Linked DNA regions of Homo sapiens: region 1 is linked to region 2. A link is a loop called in an ENCODE intact Hi-C map of the cell type or tissue named here. Cell type or tissue: psoas muscle. All regions are shown on one strand. Each heading gives the region's core, and the rest is flanking DNA. Links, peaks and the distances in the headings are about the cores only. Region 1 has its middle 190 kb from the start of SLC24A3. Region 2 has its middle 130 kb from the start of SLC24A3.

The links. Peaks named below come from ENCODE experiments on the same cell type or tissue, not always from the same donor. Only the 100,000 strongest peaks of a DNase experiment are listed, where the experiment ranks them.
Region 1: a loop joins it to region 2, with 2.1 times the contacts of the local background. A loop is called at or near these places in 2 of 110 quality-filtered maps.

Annotation. Positions count from the first base shown.
Region 1 is chr20:19,024,970-19,027,883 of GRCh38, forward strand. No RefSeq gene overlaps it. Among named protein-coding and RNA genes, the nearest start is that of SLC24A3, 190 kb to the right of the region's middle. RefSeq lists enhancers at 1,077-1,126, 1,507-1,556. In psoas muscle, for the core only: no CTCF peak of the experiment used is centred there; a DNase peak (open chromatin) is centred at 1,403.
Region 2 is chr20:19,083,765-19,086,678 of GRCh38, forward strand. No RefSeq gene overlaps it. Among named protein-coding and RNA genes, the nearest start is that of SLC24A3, 130 kb to the right of the region's middle. In psoas muscle, for the core only: no CTCF peak of the experiment used is centred there; no DNase peak of the experiment used is centred there.

The sequences.
Region 1 (2,914 bases), core at 224-2,723, 59 kb before region 2:
GCACGCCCTGGTTCTAATTGGAGTCACCTGGGGAGCTTCAAAGCCCTCCCACTTGGGCCCCACCCCCACAGCTTCTGATGTAGTCAGACGCAGAAGAGATTTTAAAGCAACCTGGGTAATTCTAATGTGTTGGCCATGTTCAAGATCGCTGGGCCAGGTTCTGGTTAGGACAGGTTATAACTCCATCCAGGTTTGATGGTCTCAGGTTTGAGGGTTCAGCCAGATGATTAGAGGGGGAGAGGACCTCTTGGAATCCTAGTCTTGGCAAATTGGGAGTTTCCTTGGGAGTTCTGAAGATACAGATTTAGATACACACACCCAGCTCTCCAGGCGATTTGTGTATAAATAAGAGCACCTCAGCTTTCCAGCGTTATCTGGATTTGGGGAACTGACTAGATAGCCCTGGGGACACCCTTGGGCTTTTCCTCCACCCCCTACTCAGGTGCTGGCAGATCTCACCTACCTCGCCCATCATTGCTTCTCAGACTTTAAAGTGCACAATAATTGCCCAGGGATGTTGTTCAAGTGCAGATTCGGACTTGCTAGCTCTGGAGTGGAGCCTGAAATTCTGCACTGCTCACAAGCTCCTAGTGATGCTGTTGGTCCCCAGGCCCATTTTAAGCAGTGAGGAGCCCAAATGTGGTCCATGTGAGCAGCCCACCAGCATCAGGCTCTTCCCAAAAGCCTTTTGCAGCTGAGTGGCCCCCTTCTAGCTGGGATTCCAGTGGCTCCTGGAGGCATTAGAGGCACCCGTTATCCCACTTCCCAGTTGTCCCTGATGGTACGCTGCCTGGAGCTGTTCCTGGTTTTCTCCCTGTGGTATCCTGACTCCCTGGAGCAATGGCTTGCAAACTTGGGTTCACCTTAGAATCACCTGAGGAGCCTTACAAAATGCTAATGCCTGGGCCCCAACCCCATTGAGTCAGATTTGTCTGTGGTGTCATCTGGGTATTGTGATTGTTAGAGATTCCCAGGTGATTCTAGTACAGCTGGCCTCAAGCCAGGAGTCTCAAAGTGTGCCTCAGACCAGCAGCAGCATGGCATCTGGGAACTTGTTGGAAGTGCAGCTTCTCAGGCCCCCAGGCTTCCTAAATCAGGAACTCGGGGCTGGAGCTCAGCAGCCTGTGAGCCCACAAGTCCTCTATGTGATTCTGACCCCGCCTTGAGTTTGAGAACCGCTTTCTTAGGATGCTAATGCAGCATAATGCTTGTCTGTAACCTTCTGACCACCGCTGAGGTGTGTGGGAGGTGGGGAACAGCTGTGGTTTCCTCGGAACCCTGAGTAAAACCAGGTGCTCCTGGGGAGGCCCCTAGGACCCTGCAAAGCTCTGAACCGTGAAGTGACTCAGGGTCCTTCTCAAGCCCCACATGTGGGGACCGGCTGCTCTGGCAGCTTCCACGGGCCACCTTCCAGCCCCAGACACATCACATCAGCTATTTAAAGCTCAGCTGAATAATATTTTCCATTATGTGGCACAGACTTTACTTCGGAGTCCTTCAGGGCTGCCAAGGGTCAGGTTTCTCAGCTTATCGAGGACTGTCTGGGACCCGAGTCCATGGGAGAGATCTCTTGTCTGTTTCTTCCCCTCCTAGTTGAGGCCTAATGGGGTGCAGGGGTTGGGGAAGAGAGAGGGGAAATGGCCTTGAGTGTCCCCTGCCCTGACAGGAAAGTCTCCTTGGGAACATGTAACTTTCATCGCCCTTTATTCCATGTGACAGGGTGGCTTCCAGAGAGGGCAAACCAATGGCCCAAACTCACACAGCTCATGCGGGAGAGCTCCAGGTCTCAAATAAAAATCTCTGGGTACATCGGGCTCATTGTCCCCCACACTGTGTTTGAGGGGAGGCCTCTTGACCCCCTCCACAGTCCTCCCTTCCAGGCTACCAGTCTGCCACCTGCAGGGATTTATTCCAGATTCAAGGTGAGGAGACACACACTACCAGGTGACAGGAGGCCCCCTGCTGCTCCCTAAGATGCCAGGAGCTGTGTTTGCAAAACGCGTTTTGAGACGTGGGGATATGGCACCCAGCAGCATCACCTGGGCTGCCCAGGCCCTGGCAGTGGGCAGCAGACAGGTCCTTTCCCCAGGTCCAGATCTCTGCCATGGGCTTCCCCAGGCCCAGTCTGTTCAGACACTTGGGCAGATGGCTTGCTTTCCAGCCACCCCCACAGAGGGGCCATCTGCTTGCATGCTCACTGTCTCCGGGCTATACCTAGGACACTGGCTCTGAGGTGTGCTCACAGTTACAGCACCTGTGGGGCATGGAGTTGTCAGAGGGGAGTTGAGCTTCCATGTAGTCAGTAGTCAACAGAGGCCTTGGTCAGTGACCCGGGGCCCTGGGCTGCTGTGGATGGAAGCAGGGCAGGTGCTTTCACACTCCTGTGTCCACTAGGTGGAGGCTTCCCCTGCGGAGGGTATAGACCGGGTTGGGGAGGGGCATGTAGGGGAATGCATCCCCTGGCCCGATGGGTATCTGGAAGGGCATGTGGCACCCACCACGGTCACATGCCAACTAGCCAAGGCCAGTCCAGGCCAGCTGAGAGTGGGGTTGGGCTGAGCAGCCATGTCGCAGTAAAGCAGCAGAGCCAGCGTGGCTGATAAGATCAAGGCAGGAAGTACCTGGAAGTACCTGGGCTTGAATCCCTCTCAGTGCTTACTAGCTATGGGAGCTTGGGGAGCTACGTGATCGCTCTGTGACTCAGTTTCCTCAACTGTAAAATGGAAATACGACTAGCACATATTTTGTTGTGAGGACTAAGTGAATCGTCATATACAGAGAATTTAACTCAGTGGTTGGCAAAGTGCTTAATAAGCAGCGTTTTTGTCCTGGACAAGGGCTCAGTGTGCTGAGGAACTTCCTCAAATATAGAGAGGATGGAGTCTGTGGTATTGGACCTTGGGGTGGGCTGCTT
Region 2 (2,914 bases), core at 264-2,763:
TTACGGGAGCTGCTCCAGAGATTTCTTTTACAAAAACGGTCACCACTGGCAGCACATTTCACTGACACAGAATGGGTCACAAAACTTGCTTAGTGGTGTGAAGTATTCAACCTGCTCAATGAACTCAATCTGTCACTTCAGGGGAGAATGACAGCTGTGTTCCAGTCAGCAGATAAAGTGGTTGCCTTCAAAGCCAAACTGGAATTATGGGGGTGATGAATGAACCTTGTGATTTCTGACATGTTTCAAACATTAGCAGAGATTTTGAAAGAGAGTAAGCCAGGGCTTCTTTCTCCCAGCTGATGCATGATCACCTATCTCAGCTTTCAAAAGAGCTAGAGCATTAGTACCCAACCGCAAAGGACCCCAAACTGGGAAGGAATGGATCCGTGACCCATTTGTGAATAAGCCAGGGGAATTGACTTTGTCCGTGACGGAAGAGGGTGAACTGCTTGTGATTGCAAATGATGGTGGCCTTAAAAGTATGTTTGAGAAAACTTCAAATCTCCATACGTTCTTGATTAAAGTCAAGGCAAAATATCCCGAGATGGCCACAAAAGCACTGAAAACCTTGCTTCCATTTCCAACATCCTATCTTTGGGAATCAGGATTTTCTTCAGTGAATGCAGACACTTTGGGGGTCACTGTCTCCATCACCCCCAGATGGGACTGTCTAGTTGCAGGAAAACAAGCTCAGGGCTCCCGCTGATTTTACATTATGGTGAGTTGTATAATTACTTCATTATATATTACAATGTAATAATAATAGAAATAAAGTGCACAATAAATGTAATGCACTTGAATCATCCCGAAACCTGAAATCATCCCCTACCCCACTAGTCCATGGAGAGATTGTCTTCCTCAAAACCGGTCCCTGGTGCCCAAAATGTTGGGGACCACTGATTAACAGCATGGACCCTGGGGGTAAACCAGTGCAGTGTCTGAGTGACCTTGGGACAGTGGCTTAACAATCTGTGCCTCAATTTCCTCATTTGTAAAATGGAGATACTAGTAGTGCCTGCCTCATTGTGAATTGACAGATGTAAATAGTGTTATGTAAGTATTGAGTGACATTATTATATCTGTATGGTCTATTCCTACTCATTAGAGTATAAAATACTCTCATGAGGGCAGATAAGTTTGTCTGTTTTGTTCATGACTGAATTCATAATGCCTAAAATAATGCCTGTTACTTAGTAGGTGCTCATTAATATGTGGGGAATGAATGAACGATAAAAAATAAGAAGTACGCAGTCCCTTCTCTGTTACTTTGAAAATAAAAGTCTACTTTTATGGTGTGTTTTTCATGCTTTTAAAAACTCCAAGTAATAGAATAGAACATTCTAATTAAAACTCAAAACAATTCAGAGAAATGCACAATACACGTATGTTTATTGTAGTGATAGACTGGATAAAGAAAATGTGGCACATATACACCATGGAATACTATGCAGCCACAAAAAAGAATGAGTTCATGTCCTTTGCAGGGACATGGATGAAGCTGGAAACCATGATTCTCAGCAAACTAACACAGGAACAGAAAACCAAATACCACATATTCTCGCTCGTAAGTGGGAGTTGAGCAATGAGAATACATGGACACAGGGAGGGGAACATTACACACTGGGGCCTGTTGGGGGAGTGGGGGACTAGGGGAGGGATAGCATTAGGAGAAATACCTAATGTAGATGACGGGTTGATGGGTGCAGCAAACCACCATGGCACGTGAATACCTATGTAGCAAACGTGCACGTTCTGAACACGTATCCCAGAAATTAAAGTATAATAAAAAAATAGTATAGCTGGGCATGGTGATGTACAGCTGTGGTTGAGCTATTTGGGAGGCTGAGGTGAGAGGATTCCTTGAGATCAGGAGGTCAAGACTGCAGTGAACTATGATTGCACTGCTGCACTCCAGCCTGGACAACAGAGTGACACCCTGTCTCAAAAACAAACAAAAAAAGTAAAGGCTGTTTTTATGCTCTCCCCATCCTTTTCCCAGAGGTACTTTCTGTTAAGTTTGCTATCATTTTTGAGACTTTTTATTTAATTACATATGTCATAAATGAATTTTGTCCATTTTAGTCTTTGTGTAGTCAAATAGATCAATTATTTCCTTCATGGCACTGGAGATTTGTGTCTTGCATAAGAAGATCCTTATAGTCTTTATATTCTCATTTTTAGAACATTTTTGAAATTGAGTGCTTTTGGAGTTTTTCCTCTTTATCTTATAGTAATGTTTCTCTTGTAACTTCCATCTTGTTGTCTGTCACTTCTTTATTTTGACTGGAGAACATCTGATAAAGATAGTCAGTCAGTAGGCCAGGAGTGGTGACTCACGCCTGTAATCCCAGCACTTTGGGAGGCCGAGGTGGGTGGATAACGAGGTCAGGAGATCGAGTTCATCCTGGCTAACACGGTGAAACCCCGTCTCTACTGAAAATACAAAAAATTAGCCAGGCGTGGTGGTGGGTGCTTGTAGTCCCAGCTACTCGGGAGGCTGAGGCAGGAGAATGGCATGAACCTGGGAGGCAGAGCTTGCAGTGAGCTGAGATTGTGCCACTGCACTCCAGCCTGGGCAACAGAGCGAACCCATCTCAAAAAAAAAAAAAAAAAATAGTTACTCAGTAAATAGAAACATTGGTCTGCAACATGGGTTATCTGCTCACATGTACTGTCTTTTGTGGGGTGAGTGTGCAGTTATTGAAGTAAATGGTCATCTCTTCCTCACACATAAACCTTATATCAGCTAAGCCCTTCTGACCTTTCAAACATGTGTAAAATTTCCTTGAATCTCAAATCCATGGCTTGCTGAAGTCCAAGCCTACCCTAAGATGTCTGTGAGTTCCAGGCATGCTCAATGCTGATGACCTCCCTGGTCTGGAGTCAATTGCTTTGTTGCATAAAGTATTTT